5 separate regions of the Homo sapiens genome follow, and all the other regions are linked to region 4. A link is a loop called in an ENCODE intact Hi-C map of the cell type or tissue named here. Cell type or tissue: MCF 10A. All regions are shown on one strand.

Evidence for each region. A loop is a pair of places that touch in the nucleus more often than their neighbours do. Peaks named below come from ENCODE experiments on the same cell type or tissue, not always from the same donor. Only the 100,000 strongest peaks of a DNase experiment are listed, where the experiment ranks them.
Region 1: a loop joins it to region 4, with 3 times the contacts of the local background. A loop is called at or near these places in 2 of 110 quality-filtered maps.
Region 2: a loop joins it to region 4, with 4 times the contacts of the local background. A loop is called at or near these places in 4 of 110 quality-filtered maps.
Region 3: a loop joins it to region 4, with 5 times the contacts of the local background. A loop is called at or near these places in 10 of 110 quality-filtered maps.
Region 5: a loop joins it to region 4, with 5 times the contacts of the local background. A loop is called at or near these places in 9 of 110 quality-filtered maps.

What each region holds. Positions count from the first base shown.
Region 1 is chr3:157,863,251-157,868,250 of GRCh38, reverse strand. No RefSeq gene overlaps it. Among named protein-coding and RNA genes, the nearest start is that of SHOX2, 240 kb to the left of the region's middle. In MCF 10A, a CTCF peak has its summit at 2,697 (motif pointing left); no DNase peak of the experiment used is centred here.
Region 2 is chr3:157,772,256-157,777,255 of GRCh38, reverse strand. No RefSeq gene overlaps it. Among named protein-coding and RNA genes, the nearest start is that of VEPH1, 270 kb to the right of the region's middle. In MCF 10A, no CTCF peak of the experiment used is centred here; no DNase peak of the experiment used is centred here.
Region 3 is chr3:157,616,439-157,621,438 of GRCh38, reverse strand. No RefSeq gene overlaps it. Among named protein-coding and RNA genes, the nearest start is that of VEPH1, 120 kb to the right of the region's middle. In MCF 10A, a CTCF peak has its summit at 3,123 (motif pointing left); a DNase peak (open chromatin) is centred at 3,128.
Region 4 is chr3:158,096,145-158,101,144 of GRCh38, reverse strand. It overlaps SHOX2 (SHOX homeobox 2), which reads left to right. Exons shown (of 5, transcript NM_001163678.2): 3 at 834-891; 4 at 1,197-1,285; 5 at 2,861-5,000. The coding sequence ends at 3,118. Among named protein-coding and RNA genes, the nearest start is that of SHOX2, 7.8 kb to the left of the region's middle. RefSeq lists an enhancer at 2,978-3,147. In MCF 10A, no CTCF peak of the experiment used is centred here; a DNase peak (open chromatin) is centred at 2,934.
Region 5 is chr3:158,530,046-158,535,045 of GRCh38, reverse strand. All of the region lies in intron 7 of RSRC1 (arginine and serine rich coiled-coil 1), which reads right to left. Among named protein-coding and RNA genes, the nearest start is that of UC.134, 5.8 kb to the right of the region's middle. In MCF 10A, a CTCF peak has its summit at 2,736 (motif pointing right); DNase peaks (open chromatin) are centred at 2,755 and 3,525.

The DNA of each region.
Region 1 (5,000 bases), 230 kb after region 4:
TCCCAGGCCTAGAGTTCTAATTCTATTGATGTCTCTGGTTCTCAAGAATATGAGCTGAAATGCTCATGTGATTGGCCTTATCTTCCTTTCTTCTAAACTGCCTTCCTTAGACACACATGTAAAACTGTCCCTATTCATGGATCATAGCAGATAGGACTAGTGATTCCTTTTCCTCACATCTACTAATTCCTATGAGCTACCATCTTCACTCTTTGCCCAGCTGGTAAGAGAGAAGCCAAGTTATGTGTCTCCAAAGGACAGCACTAGGAAGACTGGGACCCAGAGCAGGCCTGGGCAACAGTGCTGGTGTCCATAGGATGGAGCCCTTGTGAGCAGGTCAGGTCAGCGTTATGACTAGATGTTTCTCATATGATTTGGGGTGTGAGTACAATGATTTCCTACTGGGGCTATTGAATATACCCTCACACCTTTCTCTGTGGTGCCAGGTGATGAGTATGACTTGTGATGGAGACGGTGTGTGGCGGTGGAAAGGGACAGGCTTTGGACATGAGTTCCTCAGATTCTGCAGGCATGGGCTATCTCATTCCACACTTACCACATGGATGCAAGACAAAGTAATTACGAGAGAACATCATCTGAGTATCCAATATCTAAGCTTCTTTAGTCTTGAGTAAAAGTTATTGTAACATAAAACATTAATAAATGACCTCCTATTAGCTCCCATTCAACATTAGTGTCTATCTCTGCTCATGGCATCAGCATCCTTGTCTGTTGGCTCCTGCTGGTTTCCTGATGTGACAAACCCTTGACAATAATGTGAAAACACAAGGGAAATTGACGGCAGAGGGAAATGGGAAATTTTGCAAAATGTGCAAGATTTCATGAAGTTGAGAAAAGTGATGTTTGAAGACTATTTGAATCACATGTAAAATCATTGACAAATGAGGATCTGTCAGGGTTAGCAATGAGAAAGTCAACAGGGATGACTTCACCATGGACATTCAAAAGAAAATCATTGAAGCCTCATTTTATTTTCCTGGAAAAATTGCTGAAGTTCTTGGGTATATTTGTGAAAATTTCTGACCTTTCCTGGGATCTTCTGGGCATGGATAAAGTGAAGAATGCTGTTATTTTGCTATTGGTTTGAATGAAAGCTGTATTAAATCCAGAGAAACCAATCAACACCTGATACATTTTTTTGTTCCTTCCAAGAATTGGCAACTAGTTGCAATTGTCATCTATACTTTGTTATATATAGGATCAGACTTGTTTTCTTTTTCTCATTTTAGTTTCATTTCTTTTTGGTGTTGAAGTGATAATAGAAACTTTTATCAGGCCAAGAGCAGTGGCTCACGCCTGTAATCCCAGTAATTTGGAGGGCCGAGGTGGGCAGATCACCTGAGGTCAGGAGTTCCAGACCAGCCTGGCCAACATGGTGAAACCTTGTCTCTACTAAAAATACAAAAATTAGCTGGGCGTGGTGGAATAGAGTGAGACTCCATCTCCAAAAAAAAAAAAAAAAAGAAACTTTTATCCTTCACTACTTATAATGTCGATACGTCGATATTTTAAGGGGACTTAAAACCTTTTCAGGTACCAGGAGGCAGGGGCTTCTGTATTTGCATATTTAACTTCAATTTATAATGAACAAATCAAATATAGAATAGGAAAAATGCAATAACAAATATGTGAATAAAATATAAAAGTATTTGTACAACATCCCTTAGTTTAAAAGATACACTATTTTAAAAATAGTTTAATGATATTTGCCAGATTGTTTTCCTCTTCGATTGTTTGCTTCTGAGGCTTTGTTTTGCACCCTCAGGTTTGTTGTCAGCTGATAAGCAATATCTCTGCAAGAGTTTAAATAATCCACTACTTACTTAGCCACATACATGGAGCTGCTTACTTGAATTTGTCTGATACCAATGATTTCTTATTTCTCAGGAACTGATCCATGTTTCCTTGGTCCTGAATGTTGGAGTAAACTCCCTATGCTGGTTTTCCACAAAGTGAGGCAGTAGAAAACTTAAGTTAAAAGTCAAAACCCTCCTTATTGGGTTTGTGAAACATCACTTAAATGAGGGAGGCCTTAGTTTTATACTCTAAAATGGAGTTAACGTTATTCTTTTATTTCTCTTACATGGTTGTTTTGAGACTCAAATGGTATGATGTCCATGTTTTGGTGACTGGACATGATACACTGGAATGAAACTAGCATAGACTGACCCTCTATTAGGAGCCGTGTACTGGGCTGAGTGGATTTACAGACCTTGTCTCATGTGGCCACATGCAGGATTTGGATATATTATTATGATGCAGCATGACGGTCCTAATAGTCTTTGATTATTGTAAAGCAAATTTTCTGCTCCAGTTCTTTGACCCTCACAGTGGAGATCTTCAATCCCATTATGTCTTCCTGAGTTGTTTCTAATAGACTCACTCAGGCTGTCCCCGGTGAGTAACTCACTGTAGCCCTGTGACCTTGGGACGCAGCCTGTCCAAAGGGAAGACCACCCAGTAACTCAGACTCCACATTGCTTAGCCATCTCAGAGTGCTCTGTCTATCTTACTACCCAACCCCCTACTTCCAGCAAATTTAAGAGCTGTCAGTTCCACCTCGGTAATATCTCTTACATCAATTTCTACTCCCTGTCGGCTTTGTTAGTGGCCTATTTCAGGTAGTTGTTAGGTCTCACGCAGAACTCCCTGTGGGGTGGCCAGTGAGTGGGCCTCCTCCGAGGCTGCCACGCCCCCTGCTGGTGGGGGAGGGCATTCCTGAAGGCAGCTGGAGAAGCAGCAGGGCCAGGGTAAGAATTTCATCTGGGGCCTGGGCCTCAGAATTCATTTAGACTTTGACATCTGTTTCCTTTGGTCTAGAGGTGGTACCAAGGGGATGACTTGGTGGCGTGGGTTGGGGGTGCTTTAGTTTCCTCATAATTTTCATCACAACTTAATAGACCCACCCTGAGAAGATACAATCCAAGTTTACTATGCACATACAGCTTTAAGCCACCAACACCCCTTCCAATGAGATTGCCACTTCTGAGCTCCCTCTAATATAGAAATTCCAGAGACATGGAACCTAGTCCTTCAACTGGACTTGCCTGGCATCTTCAGTGTCGTATTTGACCTACTGTACTTGCCAGATCCAGCTTTGCTACTTGTTTTTCCTCCCTTGACTGCCTGTTTCTAAGTCTTGATCTCATTCATCTTTCAGATTCTTGATGTCTTCCATTACCCTGGTCTGTCCCAACTCCAGACCTCCCTGCTTCCTCCTCAAATGAAAAGAAAGAGGGTTTACTGTGAAATTGAACATAAGAAATGAAATTCAAAGCAGTGGATTTAAAACTATTTTGACTATTTTACATTAAGGCCAAGTGAACACACACACACACACACACACACACACACACATATACATATAATTACTTATACGCTAGCACATGTGATGTTTTTCTATTCTCTTTTATTTCGTGTTTTTTAAAAAGTCAGTGCTCCTGATTCACCAACTGGTCCCAATTGATTGAAGGAGCTCAATTTGCTGTTTTAAAATGCTGTTCTAAGGAAATATACACGGGAAAAGTGGAACTAAACTGAGTGGGGCCTTATTTATAACAGTAAGCAGGGTTTTATCTGAATTTTAGTTGTTTGTGAGTTGTCTCCTTTTCTTTACCTAGTATGTATGGATGAATTGGGAAGGAGAATTATAATTCATCTCTTTTGGAAGCATGTGTGTACAGTAGAACAATTTTAAGAAGTGCTTATTTTTCAATCACAGGATTTAGAACAAATGTATCAGGTATGTTGTCTCTGCTATCTGTAATCAGGGATTTTAAAATGCAGCTGGGGGTAATTCTTCCATCTCCACAAGCAATTCTCCCAGTACTGTCAGTTTTGTTGTAGGGAATTTGAAATGGGAGTTCAGATTGCTATATTGTCCTCAGCTCTAGATAAGAAAAAAAATAGAAGAAGCAAGAAAGCTTTGCTCTCAGTCTGGTAGGGGATTTTCATGGAAGTTTGACAGTGATAGCTGATGGAGTTAAAGGATCCAGGAAAAAAACTCCACTTATATCCCGGGGGGGTCCTCAACACTGGGTCCACCTTGGAGTTGCTTGGGAAGCTTTTATTGATTTATTTTTAAACTTTTTGTCAGGCAAAATTTCAAATGTATGTGAAAGTAGCAAGAAAATATAATGAATCCTTACATATTCATCACTCAGCTTCAACTGTTGTCAACTCATGGCCAATCTTTTTTCTATACTTTATCCATTTCCCACACCTGCCTCATTATTTTGAAGTATATCCCAGACATAATATCATTTCATCTCCAAATATTTCATTTTGTATCTCTAAAAATGATGACTTCATTTTTAAACAAAACCATCATACTATCACCACACAGGGAGCTTTAGAAGTATCTCAAATGCCTGGACCCCAGACCAATTAAGTCAGAATATCTGGGAGTGGGAAGCTATATACTTGTATTTTCATAAAGTCCCCAGATGATTCTAATGTTATTATCATACTTAGTTTAGGGGCAGAAATTAAGTGGTCAGGGCTAAGACTCCTATGGAGGATGGTCATAAGTAGGGAACAACTACAGCAGACACCTCTATTAGGGTGAGAGTCACATCTGCTCCTCTCTCTCTGTTCATTCTTACCCTTAGCAAACCATCCCACTTTAGACCCACTCTCTGTAGGTAACCCACAACATCAGTATCTTTTAGTCCTAACCCAATGTCTGAACTCCAATCTCAGCTATCTCACTTTCTGTAGACCATTTTCATTAGAATGTCCCAGCATCACCTAAATTAAATGCTTTAATATACTTAAAACAGACTTTTCTCTCTTTCTCCCAAACCAGCTCCCTCACTGGATGGCTCCATTTCTATCATCAGGGAGGTTACATTTTTGGCTTTCCCTTGTCACTCATATACCAACCAGAACCTAGATTTTTCAGTTTTTCACATTTGATGGCACTCATATCCATCCTATTCTTTTTATTCAACACTCTACACCCTCCTTCAGCCCCCCAT
Region 2 (5,000 bases), 320 kb after region 4:
GAAAATGTTTCTCCTTCACTTGCGAACATGGTAGAGGATTCAGAAACTCCATGTTTCCTCAAGGCTTTCTAGATCAAGCAGAAGAACATCATTTTGTCGGAGTATACAGCTCAGCATTGCATCATGCAATGCAAATGACAAGACATGCTTCTTTATCAGCAGAGATGTATGTTAATATAACTGTCACATTAAATATTTGCTGCTGTTGGCTCAGTTAATGGCTGTCATAAAAATGTGGCAATATCTGGCATTTTAAGTGTGTGTGGTGCCTAATGTAGAGTTTGCTATTGTAAATAAGCCACACATTTAGAACTAATTACATGCAACCTATGATAGCAGGTTTATTTTTTTTACAAAGATCTGAGCTGTGATCAGCACTTGTAATCACAAAGCAAGGAAAAAATAAGGAATGACAGCAACACCTTCATGTTGAAAGCAAAGTCTTGTCCTGAAGTGCTGTGAAGTATTAAATGTTTTTCAATAGAAAGTGATGATGATTAGTCAGAAACAGATATAATTATGAAATAGCCAGGATCTGGCTTTTCTACTGTGTTTACATCCACACACATTTTTTAAAAACTTTATCTAATCTAGTAAACACTCAAATGGTATCATTTTGAATATATATATACAGGAATTATATATATATATATATACACATGCAGGACCATACCTTAGTAAATGGTCACGAAATTGACTTGCAGAGTGATCAGTGAGAACAATTATCAATAAATTTCAGCTTATTTTTCATGTATAATAAAATGTAATAAAGATAACCTTTGATAAGTTTAGTCATGTTCACAACAATCATTTGCACATCTATTTTACAAAGAGCATTACAGGTTGGGCCTCTCGTTAACCCTGTAACGAGTGGATTATCTCCCTCTCATAGAGGAGGCTGAATTCTCATCATGGACCCAGAACTCAAAGACAAGTAGTTGGACTCCAAAATCCCCGATCATTCTCCTTTATGTGGATTTCTCATGGGAAGGGATGTCTAGGAGGTATATTCTCATGGGCGCCACTTCCCTGCAGCCATGCTACCTTTCCCCATGGTTCACAATACATGGGTTGGGTATATTGCTTGGCTCCATTTCTGAAGAAGCAGCATCCACCAAGTACCTTTGTCCAAGACTCCGGAGCCCTGTGGCGAGTGCTCTCTCTGGCTGAGACAGGGTCATGGCCATATACTTGGAAAGATCACAGCCCTTGTTTGGAAACAGCTCCCACCCTCAGCCTGCTTTGGGGCAGAAACCTGCTTTGATCTGTGTGCAGGCCTGGGAGGTTATGGCCCTAATTAATTCACACATAACAATCTGACTTTCCTTTTCATTCAGAGAAAAGCATAATCATTTCAAAGCTTTCATAATGCTGAAATTCTTAAAAATCCAATTGAATCTTATTTTTATGTCTGGTCAGGGTAATTTCCAGGCAGCACTGAAACAAAAAGATAATGAAAATGTGTCTTTTAAATTACTAAAAATTATTTCTGTTAGAAGATGAGTTGGTCATTAGGCAAGATTTTAGGAGAAAAAAAATCTTCCTAAATTATAACAGGCAGAGGAGTGGTCACAAACTCTTCATCAGAATGCAGTTTTTATTATGTGAATACATCAGCCTACTAAATGACTCCATTCTTTGGAAATGTCATATAAATAGAAGAAAAATAAAAGTGTGAAGGAGACCACAGATATGAAAGTACTTTGTAAACAGCAATGTGCTTTGTAAATGTGACATATTATTACAGCTTGACTTCTGCAGTTCCCTTCCCCATGGTTAGAAATTATTAGAGGTCCCCTGACTCCTGTCAGGCTCCTTTTTAATGATCTTTAAGCCTTATTCCTGAAGGCAGGACAGTGATACTGGCAGGAAAAGTGCTTAATAATTTGTTTATGGTAAAATGCTATCCTAATTAGTAGATCTCATTAACTTCAATGAGGCATCGCTCTGAGTCTTCCCCCTGTAGTCAATCAGTCAGCAAATCCTGTTGCCTTTCCCTATCAGAGGTATTTCTTACTGTTTGCTTTGTCCCCACTGCCATCACCTGAATTTGTGAACTCTCATGTCACACCTGAACAGCTGCTACACACGCCCACCTACAATCCACCCTCCATGGCAGCCAGAGTGGTCTTTAATTGTGTTAGGCACTTCCAACTTCACACCTGCAATGCGTGCTCCATTACGGCCCATAAGACCCTGCAGGGTCCTGCTGTGCTTGCTCTCAAACTCTTCTTGCACCATCTCTGTCTCCCACACTGCCCTTATTTTTCAATCCCTCAAATACTTGAAATTTCTTTCTTCCGTAGGTTTGGCCTTTGCTGTTCCTTCCATCTGGAATGCCATTTCCCTAGATCTCTGTGTGGGTTGCCTGGTCATCTCCCAAGTCTCAGCTCAAATGTTCCTTCCTCAAGGGGGCCTTCCCTGGCCATCTGACCCACAGTGGCCTGCTCACCTGCACCAGCTTCCTTTTACCTTACTTTCTTTGAGCTCTTACTTTTCAAAATTATCTTATGTAACTGTTTATTTATTATTCATCTCTTTCTGATCAAGTGTATGTTCTATGAGGACAGGGACTGGGTCCATATTCTTCTCTGCTGTTTCTCCAGGGCCTAGAACTGGGTCTGGCACACAAGGCACAAGGCTCTGGTTTATCTGCTGAATAACTGAGTGCCAACTAAAGGCAGAAACTATTGACTGAGAAAAAAGAGAAATGTTGCAAAAAAATGATTTTGTTTCTGTTGACAGTCACTAAAACAATTAGCAAAATTCAATTCAATGAAGATAAGTAGTCAAAGTGACTGTTTTTCACAAATCAGAGTGATTAATGCAGTCATAGACGTAACTAACTGTTGATAAAATAAGAGATTCTATAGTATCCTTTAGCTATTGATGTTTCTTGGTTAAACTAGTCAGAGCTGCTTATCATGCTTGAAATCTTCAATTCTCATTCAAATTTTACCAATCAGAAAAACTATAAAACATCGATCACTTATTTTTCCAGAAAATAATTGTTTCTGGAGTAATTCCTAATGCTCAATCTTAAAGGATTGAGGCTGTGATTTTATTCTTTTCGTAAGTCTTCTTCTTTCATTCCAGTGTGTATCACCTCATGGTAGAGTGTATTCATTCTCTCTCTCTTGCTCTCTCTTTTTTTCCTTTTTGAGATGGGGTCTTGCTCTGTTGCCCAGGCTGGAGTGCAGTGACGTGATCTTGACTCACTGCAATCTCTGCCTCCCCGGTTCAAGCAATTCTCCTGCCTCAGCCTCTGGAGTAGCTGGGATTACAGGCACCTGCCACCATGCCCGGCTAATTTTTGTATTTTTAGTAAAGCCGGGGTTTCACCATATTGGTCAGGCTGGTCTTGAACCCCTGACCCCAGCTGATCCACCTGCCTTGGCCTCCCAAATTGCTAGGACTACAGGTGTGAGTCACTGCACCCAGCCGTATTCATTCTACCAATATGTTTTGGACACCTCCTGTGTGCCTGGTCTTTACCTTGGCACCGGAGAGCCCATGGGAACCAGACAGAGAATATCCTTGCTCTGGGAAAGTTTAGCTAACAATTTCCCTCTATAGGAATTTAGAATGAACACAACTGCCATGTGATGCCACCCTCATGAAGGTTCAAGGAAGCCAGAAAGTGATGGTAGGTTGGCCTGGAGATGTTACGAGAAAAACCCATGTCCTCCTGAAGGCCCAGGATAGGAACATCTTTGGAGAAGAAAGGGTAGGCTGGGTCAAATGTTCTAAAAGCAGACTTCATAGTTTGGCTATAAGGACAGTCATGCTCCCAATATAAGCCTGCCAAGTAGTCTGAGTCAAGAGAAAGAAAGTTTGGGCAAATTCAGAATCTTTTGGACTCAGTGGGCTCCATGTCTAAAACCAGATTTTGGTCTTGTACCTTTTAGTATCTAATCATGGCAAGGGAATGCCTAGTTGAAAGAGAAATGAGCTTTTCGAGTTTGGGATTAGACAGCAAATAACTGGAACTAAATTGATTTTGTTGAGTTTCAAAATGACTCAGAAACAATTGGACCCAATTCTCCTCAAAATTAACATCAGTAAAAAAGATTAAGAAAAATAAAACTCCCCTGGGCAGAACATTGTAAACTGGGATTTTCTCAGACACTTCTAGTTCTTCCATCCCTGGTCGACAAAGACATAAACTTGGGAATATTGGCAGGATTTTAAGCCTTTAAGGTTATTATGAAATTAGAGTTCCAAGTCTTAGAAATGTTCAAATAAGAGATTTTTTTCCCCTTGATATTTCTAATTTCTTCTAAGTATTGAAATATATCATCTATGTAATAATTTTAGGTTATAGAATTTCAGAGCTGGAAGGAACCCTTAGAGACAATTCAGTCTGGCTATGCATTTCTACAGGAGAAAACTGAGACTGAGGGAGGCATACACACACTTGCTCAAGGTTTATGCACAAGCCTGTGGTAGAGCTGGGACCACAGTTCATTTTGTCTTACAGAAAGACCCAAGATTTGAACAGGTACAGCCTCACTTTCCTACTTATAAACCTCTATAAAGTCCCTGAAACCTTGATGAATTCTTTTCACTAAAAATATGAGATTTTGATGGTCAGATAACATAGGAGTGAATGATTACAATCACAATCTTGCTTTTTCCTTCTGAGAATTTCAGTGATGTGGCAGTTTATAGGTAACAGGCATTGAGGATGCTCATTAAAAATGGAACATAGAGAAGATTTAAAGAGCTGGACCTGGAAAGAGTCAGTGTGCGCATGAACACATTGTGGTTGGGAACACATTGCTTCACCTTGACATTCCTTCACACTGACAATGTCAACCCTATTTGTTGTTGAGCTTTGAAACCCACATTTCCTCCTTGTTTTGTGGGAGACAGTCCACATCCTAAAAGCAGAGGTGGCCAAATGAGTGAAATATCATCTTTGGGAACTCCTTTCCTGGAGAAGGGTGTGTCCTTTCTGGACTCTTTAGTTTCTGATTTCACTGCACGCTCCTGACAGC
Region 3 (5,000 bases), 480 kb after region 4:
TCTGAAGGCTCTGAGGGAGAATCTGTTCCATGGCTCTCTCAACAGAGGAGACAATGGAGTCTGCCTCTGTTGCCCAGGTTGGATCGCAGTGGCATGATCTCGGCTCACTGCAACCTCTGCTTCCCAGGTTCAAACAATTCTCCTGCCTCAGCCTCCTGAGTAGCTGAAACTACAGGCATGTGCCACCATGCCTGGCTGTTTTTTTTGTATTTTTAGTAGAGATGGAGTTTCACTATATTGGCCAGGCTGGTCACTATATTATGTATATATTTTTTTGAGATGGAGTCTCACTTGGTCATCAAGGCTGGAGTACAGCGGCGTGATCTCAATTCACTGCAGCCTCGGCCTCCTGGGTTCAAGTGATTCTCCTGCCTCAGCCACCTGAGTAGCTAGGATTACAGGTGTGAGTCACTGTGCCCGGTCTGTCTTAGTATATTTCTTTACAAAAAACCCTCCCCACCATGAATCCAACAGCCCAGTGGATGAAATTTTGCTTATGTGTATTTCACACCCAAATTCTTTACATGTGAAGAATATGCTGTTCATCCATTGTCATAGACCATCTGTGCTGAGTTTTGCTACAGGTGGAGTGAGGAACCCTGATAAGCCATTTATAGTCTCAATCCCAGTTCTTCTTGATTTCAGGGCCTTCATTTAAAAAAAAAAAAAAGGCCAGTTTGCATAAATGCTTGTGAAATAGATTGAAGCAAATGGGTTAAATATTTACATCAAAACTACTAGTTAACATATTCCAGCTAACTAAACTTACTGACCATGTAGGTTTATAACTGTATATAGGTTTATAACATTTTCTAACACCAAACAGCTAATATCTGTTTTGAATTAATATAGTATACTAATGTTTAGCTCTCCTTTTACCAAGGTTAATTGTTAATTATTCCAAGGCAATTATTTATGTGCTTGAAAGCGGGTTTGCTGAGCCTGGGTCCTCAGTGTTGTGTTTTAGGATTTGTAAGAGGCAAATACGCTTGCATAAAGGCAAATTAATTATTTAGAGACGAAAGCCTTCATGAATGCAGTGGGCCATTACAAGAATTAGACTTCTCAAAAGGAGGCTAGTAGCAGCACTCCTCCTCTCCAAATAATCAGAATTATATGTCTGGCCTGAAAATATGCACAAGAATGCATATACACCCACAAATACTTGTGTGGGCTTGCTGCTTCCCTCTCTGCCCCATCCCTTTTTATTATTTTAGCCAAAAGACTCAGAAACAGATCACTTACAGAATTTTAGAGCAAATAATCCACTTGGTCATTCCACCAGGCTCCAAAAGATAGACCTTTGAACAACGACAGCTGGAAAATCCTGAGGCATCGGACACACTAATAGAGGATTCTCCTCCTGTTTTCAGGAGTCTTTGAAAACCGAAAGGCATAGTCCACAGCACAACATGTGACAAGACATTTATTTTCATCTATTTGCTGTAAGCCGTTGAAAACTAGAAATATCAAATTAGATCAAATGTTTTAAAATAGGTTAAAATCGATCCTTTCCTTGCATTTTGGGTTCTGCCCAAATAGTCCTCAGATTGGAGCCTCTGCAGCATGAATATATATTTCATCATAAGAGCAAAAGCAAAGCCCCTAATGGTGATAATTACTGTCACCAAAATAGAAGGCTAATTGTCAGAGGAGTTCTTTCCTCTCCATGCGATGAAGGGCTAGGCAGGAATGCCTGGCGTCTTTGGGCAGAGACATTTTTTCCTTTCAGTTTTTTCAGGACGTTTAAAAATTATTTCATCTATAGACACAGAGTAATCGGATAAAAATCCAGTGAGAATTTTGTCAGACAAAGGCTTTATTAGGTGTTTTGTTTTGTTTGGTCCCCGCCAACCCTCTTTGAGGAATAGAAAATGTGGAAACCACAAGGCACACAGCCCTTGCGACTTTGGCCTGGACTGCTGGTGTTTATTCTTTTATTTTTAGGACTCTCATCCAAGGGTAAGCAGCACCTTTCTTAAAGAAACTCCAGACCCTTGACTGCCTTTCTCTTATCATTAATCCTCACAACTTCCCGGAGAAGCTGGGAAGAGACAGCGCTCTGCATCCTCCTTTATAGATGGAGAAGCTGAGGTTTGGGAAGGTTAAATGACTTGCCCAAGGTTATTTAGCAAATTAGGAGAGTCCACTTGGGAATGGAGCTTTGGGTTCTTAGGTTCTGGGGCTGCAGCCAGGAAACCCCAGCCACAAAGAATCTCTTTTGTGCTTGATTTTGTTCACGTGCCTATTTATATAGAAAGAAAATAAGTAAATGTTTCAGTTCTTCTGCCCTCTCCCTTTATGCCACACCAATACACACACACGCACACACATGCGCGCATATGCACACACACACACATATGCATGCACACATGCACATACACACCATTAGCCATGGGGGAAAGAGATAGCCCTAAATTAGAACTTCCAAATAAACTCACTGATTTGCTGCAATGATCTCAATGTATTCTATTGTTTTAGACCCTATTGCATGAAGGTGTCACTCCTACATCCTGTCCTCACTCTGAGAACTGGGCTCATATATCTCATTATAGCCATATTTAAAGAGTTGGTAAAAGAACAACCACTCCATTGATATGGAATTTCTTTAAAAAAAAACTTTAAAGAGGATTTACTGCTGTTATCATAGCGGAGAATAAAGATGGTGTGTAATTCATGGAGAAGAAAAAAATTTCCTACAAATCAAGGTGCTCTTGCAGGCTGCACTGGATTCGCATTCAGGAATGAGACTTGATGATGTGAAGCCCTTGTGCTCAGGAGTGAGTAGTGTCAAGGCAGGGGGAAGAAAGAGACCACATCTTAAGGAACACATTTTTCTACTCAGTTACAGGGCTGGGAATACAATAATGACATGCTCAAAGTTTTAAAGGTGAACTCACACAGAAACACCGACTGTGGGGAGAAGTGACCTGTCCTGAGGAAAGAGGGAGAGGAATATCAAAGTCTGGTAGAAAAGAAAAGAATACCATCTTCAGGGCAAGTAGTACCTTCTCGCTTGTGTAGATGCAGGTTTGTAAGTACAATAGATCCTTTGGTAAAATGTTTGCACCGAAGAGGCTGAGTTATTTTATTTTTGAATTGCAAGTTCTCCATCTAGTGGTCAGTTTCTAGAACAACAAGTTCATGGTGTTACTGATGTCATCCTTTGGATGCAAATTACTTAGTTCGCCTTTTTTTTTTTTTTTTTTTAATGACTAATGCCTGCATCAATCATAGCAAGCTATTGAGCATATAACTTCCGGCAGGCACAGTTGGCAGTGGTTTTCAAGAACTAAAAGTATTTGTATATTGGCAATTTAAATCACAGCATTTTCCATTGCTGAGAACAACTTCCCTGACTTATTATTTAAAATTTAATTACCTTGACATTGTTTCTGAGGTGAAAAAATAGTCCATAAGAAAATTTATGAAAATGTATGCTTAAATTCAACATGTATTCTTCAACAGGAGAAAATGAAAGGGAGTCAGGCGTTCATTGGGTATTTGGTCACTAAACAAAATGTCTATGAACTGTTTTTAAGTTTAATATTCTTGATGGAGCTTGCTGGGCAAGGAAAGATAAGGAGTCTGCTGACCTCTAAAGAAACAAGGGGATCTGATGTGGCTACATTGTCCACTGCAGTGGTCTCCAAGTGTGAGAATTATACTACTGATTGTATTGGAGAAAAATTCTTCTCACTGATGACATTAGATAGCATTGGAATCAGGTCCAGAATCAGTTTCAGTTTTGTCCTCTTAGGTCTTTAACATCCCTGAAACCTGCCAATCATCCTTTCTAATAAAAGAGAACGGATTTCCAGCATGTTTTCTTTGCCCAGGCAACAATATACAGTTAAAATTTCATTTACTATTTTGCATTGTCTTTAGTTAATAACTTCCTATTAATGGCAAGTGATACCGCCTTTTCATAAAGTCATGATATAAAATTTCCCTTTAAGATAAATTTATTGAAATAAAAATATGAGTCAATTTGAAGAAAAAACATTGAATTGTATAGAAAGCATATGGACACGGGAACATCTCACGGATGCAGGCCAATAGCAACATGAGCTGAAAAAGATTCTACTCTGGGAACTCAGGGTCTGTTCACTGCTCTGGATCTGCCACTCACCCTCTGTAATTACCTGCGTGTGTTACTTAAATCTCTTTCGACCTCCATTTTCCTCATCCATGGAGTGTGGCTTCTTAAAGCAACTTTTAAAGTGGAATTATTCTTTGCCTGAATTCAGAAGATGGGCATGGAGATAAGGAAGCAAATAGAACATCCTAAAGCAATCTTCGCCAAAGAATGAGTGGGACACATGGAAGACCCAAGGACACACAGAGGTGGTGAATTATGTCCAGCCTCCGACCTGTACTTACCTACAAGCCCCAAATTATAGTCATGGTCTCCAAAATTCTAGCTCATGCATACTAAAGACCCATTAAATCAAAGAAGTATCAAAATATATCATTTCTTATTATGGGATATCAGAAACAGAGTAGAATCCTGCTTCTTAAAGCCGTGCAAAGGACAACCCAGTGGGCATACAATGTGGCTTTGGCCCCCCTGAAGGCAGGCTTCTCCTGAAGCAGAAGAAACACTTGCTGGGGAAAGCTGGGCCTGAGGGGGCCCAGGGGCTGAGGCCTTCATAGCAGAGAAGCACCACATATGCATAGAGCAGTGTCCACGTGGGTTCACATGGACTGCGGGAGCCTGAGATGAAACTCCACCTTCTTCTTCACTGAGCCCCAGCCTGGGCCTCATGCCCATGGTCTGTGTATGCTGTCTCATCCAGCCCTGACACCAACCCTGAAATACAGGTATGTTACCCAGTGTTAACACAGGTGCAAACTGAGGCTCAGAACGAGTGAGTTCCTTGCCAGAGGGCACTTGACTTATAAGTGGCAACACCAAGCTTGAGCCTGGGTCTCTGTGATCTTGGAAATGCAGATTCCACTGCCAGCTGGGACAGGAAGCCTGGGCTCCACATGGGAAG
Region 4 (5,000 bases):
AGCTTTATTTGAATTTTAAAAAATCTGTCATACTGCCTGTAAAAGTTGTCAAGTTTAAGCAGGTAACATCCAGGAGAACAAAGTACCTAAGAGTTACTTGCTTTATATATACTTCATTCTCCTTTCGCTGAGTGCTCTTCTTTTTTTCTCTTAAGAAGTGAACTTTATTGTTGTTTCATACTTTTATTTACATTTTAGTTATTTTCTAGATGTTTTCCTACTATCCTAACTGCAAACAGTGGCTTTTTCTAAAGAAGCAAATTAGATTATCATGATAATGGTGCACAATTATTCTGCTACTGTGTTTCACTCTGCTGCACAGCAGAACAGAGAAATTCTAAACTTCTTTGTAGTGAGGCTTTTATGACACTAATTACCTCTCCCCAACCCTTACAACTCCTTCTCCGCAAAGGAGTCATTATTTGCTCTGGTGTTTGGTTTTTCTTTAAGATGAAGCTAATTAACATTACAGGCTATTAATGAACACATTCTTCTCAGGTCTTAACTGGGCAAATATCTAAACCATTATCATGTTGGTATCAGGTACCAAGCAGAGTTTTAGGCCATGGGGACTCTGTTATGTGAAAAGATGAAATCAGGACTAATAGTAATCTATCTTGTGAAAGTCTATAAAATCTATCTTTCTATTTCTGTAGTTAATTTACATGTTTAACTTTGGAATTTGAGGCTGTTTTATACAATTCAAAGATTGCTTGCTGTATCTCCCAATTCTTGTCTAAACCACGACTCTTTTCTCTTTGTACTTTTGTAATTTAAAAAAATTTTTAGTCATAACATCTAGGTTTTATTTTTTTTCCCCCTCCAACCTATAGGTTTGGTTTCAAAATCGAAGAGCTAAATGTAGAAAACAAGAAAATCAACTCCATAAAGGTATGCTTCTTATACAAGGAACATTTGATAGTCTGAGCAAAGAGAGAAGTAGTGAATATTACTATTACAATGACAGAAAAAAAGGAACCTCAAAAATGACAATAGTTCTTGACTTAATAATCTTCAAAGGCTGTTAATGGAGTCCTAAAGTTTGGGAGTAAGTTACATTTATTTAAATTTTGGATGCAGTTTAGAAAGATAATAGTCCATTTTCAAAGGAATTCGTTCTGTCTTGTACCCTTTGGAACCCTGAAAAATGCTACAAACGTTAACCTCACATTATTTTTCTCTTGTACTTTTTACAGGTGTTCTCATAGGGGCCGCCAGCCAGTTTGAAGCTTGTAGAGTCGCACCTTATGTCAACGTAGGTGCTTTAAGGATGCCATTTCAGCAGGCAAGTACAGCCTAGTTTCAAGCTGTTTTTAAATATGAAAATACCTGAATGTTTGCTTGAACTGTTGAACATCACCTGTCTCTGAGCCCAGATGTCAATGTCTGCATAGTTGGAGAATCATTTTGAGATGATATAGTGGACCCACTACCCTTTAAAAACCTATACGGTATTAAAGGCCTGAATGCCTAGTCCCTTCTGTCCTCATGGGAATCCCTGAAGGGGCCTGGGGGCAGTAACTGGTCCTTTAAAAATACACTAAAGATTGCCCTTAGAGAGAGAGGAAGGAAAAGCCTTTTGATTAAGATTTTGTCAAATCCAATACAGAGGTTAGTCCTAAGGTATTTCTAAGGCAACCCTCTAGATACTTTTCTAGGTATTTTCTACCTCTTAGTCACATTAAATAACTCTGACAGAAGAAAAATAAACACAAGTACTCCCAGCTCATACTTTTGTTTTTTCGTTCTTTTGTTTTTAAATCTGTTTCTGCAAACAAAGCTTCATCTCTGGTAAAGAGAGAAGTCTTGGTCTTCCCAGGGCTGCCCTGCCTTTGCAATCCCTTAGCCATAAAGAAACCTTTAAGAGTACATTTTAAAAGGACAGCCTGCAGCAATGATTTAATCCTGGGAAATCCCAGTGCTCTGAACTCCCCACTTTCCAAGCCTGAGGGCGAAATCCTTTCCCAACCAGTGTCTGACCTTCCCTATCCTCAGCCAGGACCCCTGCTTGGCATGCCTGTGATGTCATGAATTAGCTCTCAGTCTCCAGTGACTTGGACCGGGGAGACAGATAGGTGTGACCATGAATTGAGAGTCGGTGTTAGGGAGATCTTAGCTCTCTTGGTGCCACAGGACTCTGGCATCCTGATGCTTGGCTTTGGAAACAAGAGAGAATGACTGAAGAAAGAGGGAGGGGTGACTTTAAAAGGAGACCTTTACTACTCAAAAGGTAATCTTTGGGCCAGCAGCAACAACACCGTCTGGGAGATTGTTAGAAATTCAGAATCTCAGGCCCCAACCTAGACCTTGCGAATCAGAATCTGAATTTTAACGAGATCCCTGGGTAATTGTTATGGCAATAAAGGTTAGAAGTACCGACTCACAATTGTGCCTATTGTGGTGAAGATGGAGTAACTTCCCTGAATGACATTAAAAAGTTGCGTAGTTTGCTTGTTGATACTCCGTTGTTTTGGTAGTGGGGTAAGAGATGCATGGCAGCATCAAGAGAAGAGGGTAAGGGTCCTCACCCGCAGTCTTTCCAATATACCATTTCAGCCCAGTTCCCAGGGGAGACGGCCACATTCCTGCAGAAGGGGGTTCCCGGGGTCCGGGGAAATAAGCCTACCCTAAGCGAGTTTCGGAGACCCAGGGGACACTGGAGTATCCATGTGGAACCCCAGATTCAGCAACAGGCTGAGAAGGTCACTGTCGGAACAAGATGCACAGCCAAATGCCCTCTCCCCGTGCCCAAACACAACCCAACTCTCTCTCTGGCCAAGCTGGACGCCGTTAATGCTCTGTTTCTATTCTGTTGTCACCCTAGGATAGTCATTGCAACGTGACGCCCTTGTCCTTTCAGGTTCAGGCGCAGCTGCAGCTGGACAGCGCTGTGGCGCACGCGCACCACCACCTGCATCCGCACCTGGCCGCGCACGCGCCCTACATGATGTTCCCAGCACCGCCCTTCGGACTGCCGCTCGCCACGCTGGCCGCGGATTCGGCTTCCGCCGCCTCGGTAGTGGCGGCCGCAGCAGCCGCCAAGACCACCAGCAAGAACTCCAGCATCGCCGATCTCAGACTGAAAGCCAAAAAGCACGCCGCAGCCCTGGGTCTGTGACGCCAACGCCAGCACCAATGTCGCGCCTGTCCCGCGGCACTCAGCCTGCACGCCCTCCGCGCCCCGCTGCTTCTCCGTTACCCCTTTGAGACCTCGGGAGCCGGCCCTCTTCCCGCCTCACTGACCATCCCTCGTCCCCTATCGCATCTTGGACTCGGAAAGCCAGACTCCACGCAGGACCAGGGATCTCACGAGGCACGCAGGCTCCGTGGCTCCTGCCCGTTTTCCTACTCGAGGGCCTAGAATTGGGTTTTGTAGGAGCGGGTTTGGGGGAGTCTGGAGAGAGACTGGACAGGGGAGTGCTGGAACCGCGGAGTTTGGCTCACCGCAAAGCTGCAACGATGGACTCTTGCATAGAAAAAAAAATCTTGTTAACAATGAAAAAATGAGCAAACAAAAAAATCGAAAGACAAACGGGAGAGAAAAAGAGGAAGGGAACTTATTTCTTAACTGCTATTTGGCAGAAGCTGAAATTGGAGAACCAAGGAGCAAAAACAAATTTTAAAATTAAAGTATTTTATACATTTAAAAATATGGAAAAACAACCCAGACGATTCTCGAGAGACTGGGGGGAGTTACCAACTTAAATGTGTGTTTTTAAAAATGCGCTAAGAAGGCAAAGCAGAAAGAAGAGGTATACTTATTTAAAAAACTAAGATGAAAAAAGTGCGCAGCTGGGAAGTTCACAGGTTTTGAAACTGACCTTTTTCTGCGAAGTTCACGTTAACACGAGAAATTTGATGAGAGAGGCGGGCCTCCTTTTACGTTGAATCAGATGCTTTGAGTTTAAACCCACCATGTATGGAAGAGCAAGAAAAGAGAAAATATTAAAACGAGGAGAGAGAAAAATAATATTAACACAAAAAAATGCCACAGACAATGATTTCTCTGAGAAATTATTATGGCAAAACTGTCTGGACTGCTGACAGTAAATTCCGGTTTGCATGTTACTTGTATTCCATTGATGGTGTGTCTCCTCCCACCCCCTTATCTCCCATGCACTCACTCCATTTTCATCTTCACTATGAAAAACAATACCAAAAGTATCTGGAAATTGATATATATATATCCATATATATATATCATATATTTGCCATATATATATATATATATATATATATATATATATATATATATTTGCCCTGTCTTTGATCCTGGGGAACAAAAGAAAAAAGTCAGAAAGGGAAAAAATTACACTCATTGTCCTAAGAAGACAGAGGTGGGCAGAATATGTGGGGAAAGGAAAAAGAAAACAAGACCACCAAATGAAATAATGAAGGTACAGCGCCTCGCTGTGCCAGACACAGTAGGCGCTCAATCAGTATTAGTTCCCACCATTCCCCTTTTCTTGTGTTCCTTCTTGTTGGTTTCCTGAAGTCCTATTTGAAGACAGTGGTTTATTTCCCCCTCTCTATCCCGTCAAATTCACCTTAAATAACACCCAGCTAGATACAGGCACTAGGTTTGTGTAAGATATGTTGATACACACGAACAAAGTTTATTTTGACTATAATGTGTGGACTGACTTTCAACATTTGCATTTTATCTCACAAAGGTGTATCTATTCAAGTAACCTTTTTTTTTTGTTTGTTTGTTTCTTTTTTGTTTTTTTTTTTCTTTTGGTTGTTTGTTTCAATTCATGTAGCTATTTAAACTGGGATACCTTGGACTAAGCCAGTCTGTATCCCAATTCGCTAGCAAGCCTAAGTTTGTGGGGTTTTGTTTTTGTTTTTGTTTTACCTTCTAATTTACAAGAAAGAGGAAAAGCTCTTCTAACTGAACTTTGGTATGCGGTTGAGCTTTGTAACTATTTGTTCTCCATGAAAACAAAATTATTTATATTTGACATATTTTTTTCTAGTGTATTAAGTTATTTTAAACA
Region 5 (5,000 bases), 430 kb before region 4:
TTTAGTTGCAAAAAATATTTACATGATTCTAAGGTCAAAATTTAAAACATCATTCACAAGTCTAGAATGTCCCTAGTTCTTACTCCAATCTAGAGGTAACCATTTTTACTAAGTTTGTGTTTACCCCTCCATTGTTTATTTTTGAGAATATAAGTATATTCTTTTCTTGCTTACATAAAATTAGCATACTACATACTACTATGTATCTTACCTTTTTCACTTAATATTTCTTCACTCTCACTCCATAGCAGCTAAGAGAGTTCTGCATTCTATTTTATAATTGCATAGCATTCTATTTTATAGTTTGATGATAGGTTTTTCCACGAATGGCCTATGGATGGTTAGTTGTTTCTAGTCTTCTGCTTTCACAGTTACAGCTTTAATAAATAGCCACGTGCATGTGTAATTTCGTATTTTTGTATTTTCATATTTTTATATTTCAGTTTTTTCACATGCTAGCTGGGCAGAAAAAATGTAACATAATGACTTACACCCTTGCTGTTTAAATTCATTTTAAGCTGATATGAAGACATAGTTGAATTAGGATTGATTGTATACTCAGCTAAGGCACTTAAAAATTTTGGGATTTAGGGTTCATGGATAATAGTCACATTTACTTAACAATAGTAATAAGTGGTTTGACACGAAGGTGGAGTTTTTTGCAGCAAACTAATTTTTATAGCAGCTTTATCCTTGAAAGGTTTAATGTTGTTACAGAGATAAATATAAAGAGTATTAAAGGAAATTTGGTTTCATACATTCAACAAAAATGTTATCTGAAAAAATCTTTGTCTCAATTTTTGACCAATCACAATTTATAATGATTATAGTCTTGTGCAAGTTCTAGTCTATTTGTGGGAAAGATGGCTCTTATGAAGATGTGTCCCTGACAGCTGAAACCAGTCTTTTCTCTTGTGAGAAATAATCAGATGAGAATGAAATGCTTGCAAGTAGCAGCCACCACAGCCAATACTCCCACCTTTGGAAGAATATATCTTCCCACATAATAAAACCAAGCACTGTCAGAGTGCCATGTAAGAGTAAATAGTCCCACATGCTTTATACAATGAAAGCTCCTCTAGATTTTAATTATGCAATGTACTAATTGAGCATGTGAAATGAGAGAAGATTCTTTGCCCAGCTAATTTATTAATATTAACACATCCCATACAAGTAGATAAATTTTTTATTAATTACATATATAATAATGTTAATATGGCAAAGGAAAGTCATAATGGGTACTAGTCTGTGTAATCCAACTTCAATGTCAATATGAAAACTACATTTGTCTGTATAGGTCTTAGTTAATTTCACTAGAATTATTTCACAGTCACTAATTCCCAACCAAAAGACATTATTTCTGACTTCAGGATGATGTCTCATATGAATGAAATGTTGGACCACTTGAATTTTTTCTCTAAACATATTCTCTATTTGGAGTTGTAAAGGAAATCATTAGTATTAAATGTCAGAGGTGACCTCACAAACAGTACTTGATGTCTAAAGCTTGCAGTGTTTGTAGCTTTAAATTTGGACATACAACCAGCTCCTAATACAAATAAAAGTGTTATCATAGAGGCTTGCCAAAACCAATGCTTAACAAAATAGCATTGGAAAAATTATAAAGGAAAGAAGGAGAAAGATTACAGAAAAACATCATTATCTTTGTGTTTCTTTAAAGATCACTTCAGAACTAACAAAGTGACAGAGCAGATAGGAGAAAGCCAGTTTGCCTTACTCACAATATGAAAATACACCAACATAGCTTTTTTGTTTCAATGTGGGAATCATTTTACTGGTTGTAAACGCATGTTAAATTAAAATTTGAAAGATTCACAGGAGATTTACATTTTCAGCTTTACAGTACCTCAGCTCTATTGTATGAAAATAGACATAAAAATGTTTTAAATTGCTTCTTACTCAAAATTCTCATGTCAGTGACCACAAATGTATGTCTTGAGTATAACCCTGTCACTTTGGGAAGCAGAATAAAACATATCAATAATATATATTACGTTGTTTTAAATTCAGTTTCTTAAGTTTTTCATGTCAATTTGTCATTTAACAATTTTGTGCCAATTTTAAGATTGGGAAAATGTGATTTAAAATGAGTTATGGTTTATATGTGCTGCATAAATGCCCAACACACACAGTATCTTGTATTCATTAGCCATGAAGTAAAATTAAAGACAAGTAACAAAGTTACTGGGAGAATTAATATGGGATGTTTTAAAACATTTACATGGTAAACATGAAGGAAACACACCATTAGTACTTGATGATTTTTTAATAAACATATTATTTGTAAATAAAATGTTTTCTGCTAGATGTTAATGGAAGGGATATATACTTCATAGTAAAATAAAAAATAATAGACTCAGAAAGCCAAGTCATTACAGACCACAATAATCAATACTTAACTCAAAGTATAGAAAATCACTTTCCTTTTGTGATGAAAAATTTTTAAAAAATTGTATTAGTTACTGTTGATGTTTATAGTATAAAAATTAGGCTCTCCTGCTTCTTCAAGTTATATTTGACAATTTCACATTTTATAACACAGAGTTTTCTTTTAAAATACCAAATGTTATACAAATTTTAAAACTAGTAAATAAAGATGACAAGGTCCATATCAATCTTTCATTTGAAAAGAAAATTTTAGTCTTTTCATACTGCATTTGTAGATTACAAACATAAACCAATCTCCTCTAATAACAATGCCAGGCTGAGAACTGAAGATGGCACTATTGCCCCAGATGTGATCATGACAAGTAACAACCAGCAACTTCAACTGACTCCTTTTAAATACTAATATTTTATGAATTTTCCCAAAGATGCATTTTATGTTACAAAAAATTTGGGTCAGTTGGCCCCACAGTTACTGAGTTACTTATGTTACTATTCCAGGAAAAAAATATATACTAATAATATTGCTACAAATACATAAATAATACAAAAGATTATCTTATTTTCATATTAAATTAGCTCAAATTATAGTCAACAATAAAAACATTAAAAAAATTCCTTCTTATGTTACAAGACAGATAATAAAAAACTTTGAAATGTAAAGTATTTTTAAGTGCTTTACAAGAACAACAAAAAAGCAAACAACAATATGTTTGTATGGTAAAGCTGGCTATTCAATAAAATTTGTGGACAAAACATCTCATAAAGCTTAATTGGAATTCTAAAGTTTTAAATTTCTCATGAACACAGGTTTCAAATAAGTGAGCACATCCAATTGTTTTCCCTTTCAAAACAGTACATTTTAAATGTTTCTTTTAAAACACATACAAGGCAAGCATTATAAATCTATCCAACTCCAACATTTTGAGGTTGTTCGAGACCAATATCACCGAGAACAAATTTCCAGAACTGATATACACAAATAATTTAAAAGATGAGAAAACTCCTTAAGTGGAATAGGGCTTTTCTATTAGTCTTCTGGGAAGCTTATGCTACAGGACCATGTTACATATGCGGACGAGGCTCCTGAAGTGTCTGAAAGGAACTCCACTTTGGACGGGATCCAAGACAAACTCACCTTAAACTGCTTACTATATCAGATTAAGTAATAGGAATAATGTTAATGTGACTGTATCAATGAAGAAGAATTTGTTAAATATTTCAATAAGTGAAAGTGAACTGGGCATCAGGCTAAGCTTTATTAAAAACAAAATCCACACTAAATGTCTCATTCAACTCTTCTCACCTGGAATGCTCTCACCTTCTCTTAATCCTCCCTGTCATTTAAGGCCATGCCTGATGTCCACTTTGTGATGATGCCACACCTTGCCACCTGTGAGTAAAAGGGCCTCTTGCATAATTCATTTGGCTTTTAGCATATGCTGCCTTGCAAATCTCTTCTTGAGTGAAAGCTTCTTCTCCCCAGCTAGAGGGGACATACCTCTTTGTGTCACCTCCAGAACTTAGTGGAGTGTGCTTTATTATCTAGTAAGCAGTCAATAAACATTTGTTGAATAACTGAAATTTAAAGGGCAGTAAAGTTACCATTAAAAAATAAAACTTCATGGAAGAAAATGTCAAATTATAAAAAGTTTTTGTAACTTAAAAAATTAAATGTCTTTCAGTGGTGAGTTTTTTTTTTTTTTTTAAGTTTCTTTTTTTTTTTATTTATTATTTTTTTTTTTATTATACTCTAAGTTTTAGGGTACATGTGCACATTGTGCAGGTTAGTTACATATGTATACACGTGCCATGCTGGTGCGCTGCACCCTCAGTGGTGAGTTTTAAGGGCTCTGGGTTTGGGCTATCTGGGTTAAACCCTGTCTCTGCTATGTACCAGCTGTGTGGCTTTGGGCAAGTGGTTCAAGAGTGTTGGTCTCCATTTTCTCATCTATGGCATGGAGATAGTAATAGCCTAAACATCATAGGGTGGTTGAGAGATTTCCCCCCCACATCTTCCCTCCCTCCCTCCATCCCTCTCTTTTCAAATAAGTGAGCACATTCAATGTACCAGGCATTGTTCCACATAGTAGGACTTGGAAATGAATGAGAGTTTCTTCCTTCATGAGCTTATGTTTTAATGAGGGAGACAAATAATAAACAAGTAAATAATATAATATCAAGGAAAATAGAGCAGGCTAGAGGGCTAGAAAGGAGGAAAGGAAACTATTTCAGATGGGGTAACCAGAGAAGAACTCTCTGACATGGTGGTATTTCAGAAGGCAAAAATGATGTGAAAAAGCAAGCCACAAAAATCTGGGAGATGATAACCTGTGCTCCACACAGCGATAGGGAAGCATTAAAAGCACTTAAGAAATGGTAGCAGATACAGGAAGCACAGCATAAACAAAAGTGCTAATTTAGTAACAGTACTAAAGACACGGAAGTTGGCTAAACAATTCTTATATAAATCTGTATATTTCTGACAGTATGGTTTATAATAAGCTGGCAATATTCTTGAGTTCAGGCAAGTAGAAAATGGCTTTAGCTCATACATCTTCTGGTAAACCTGTGGTGTGCCAGGATGTGGAAAT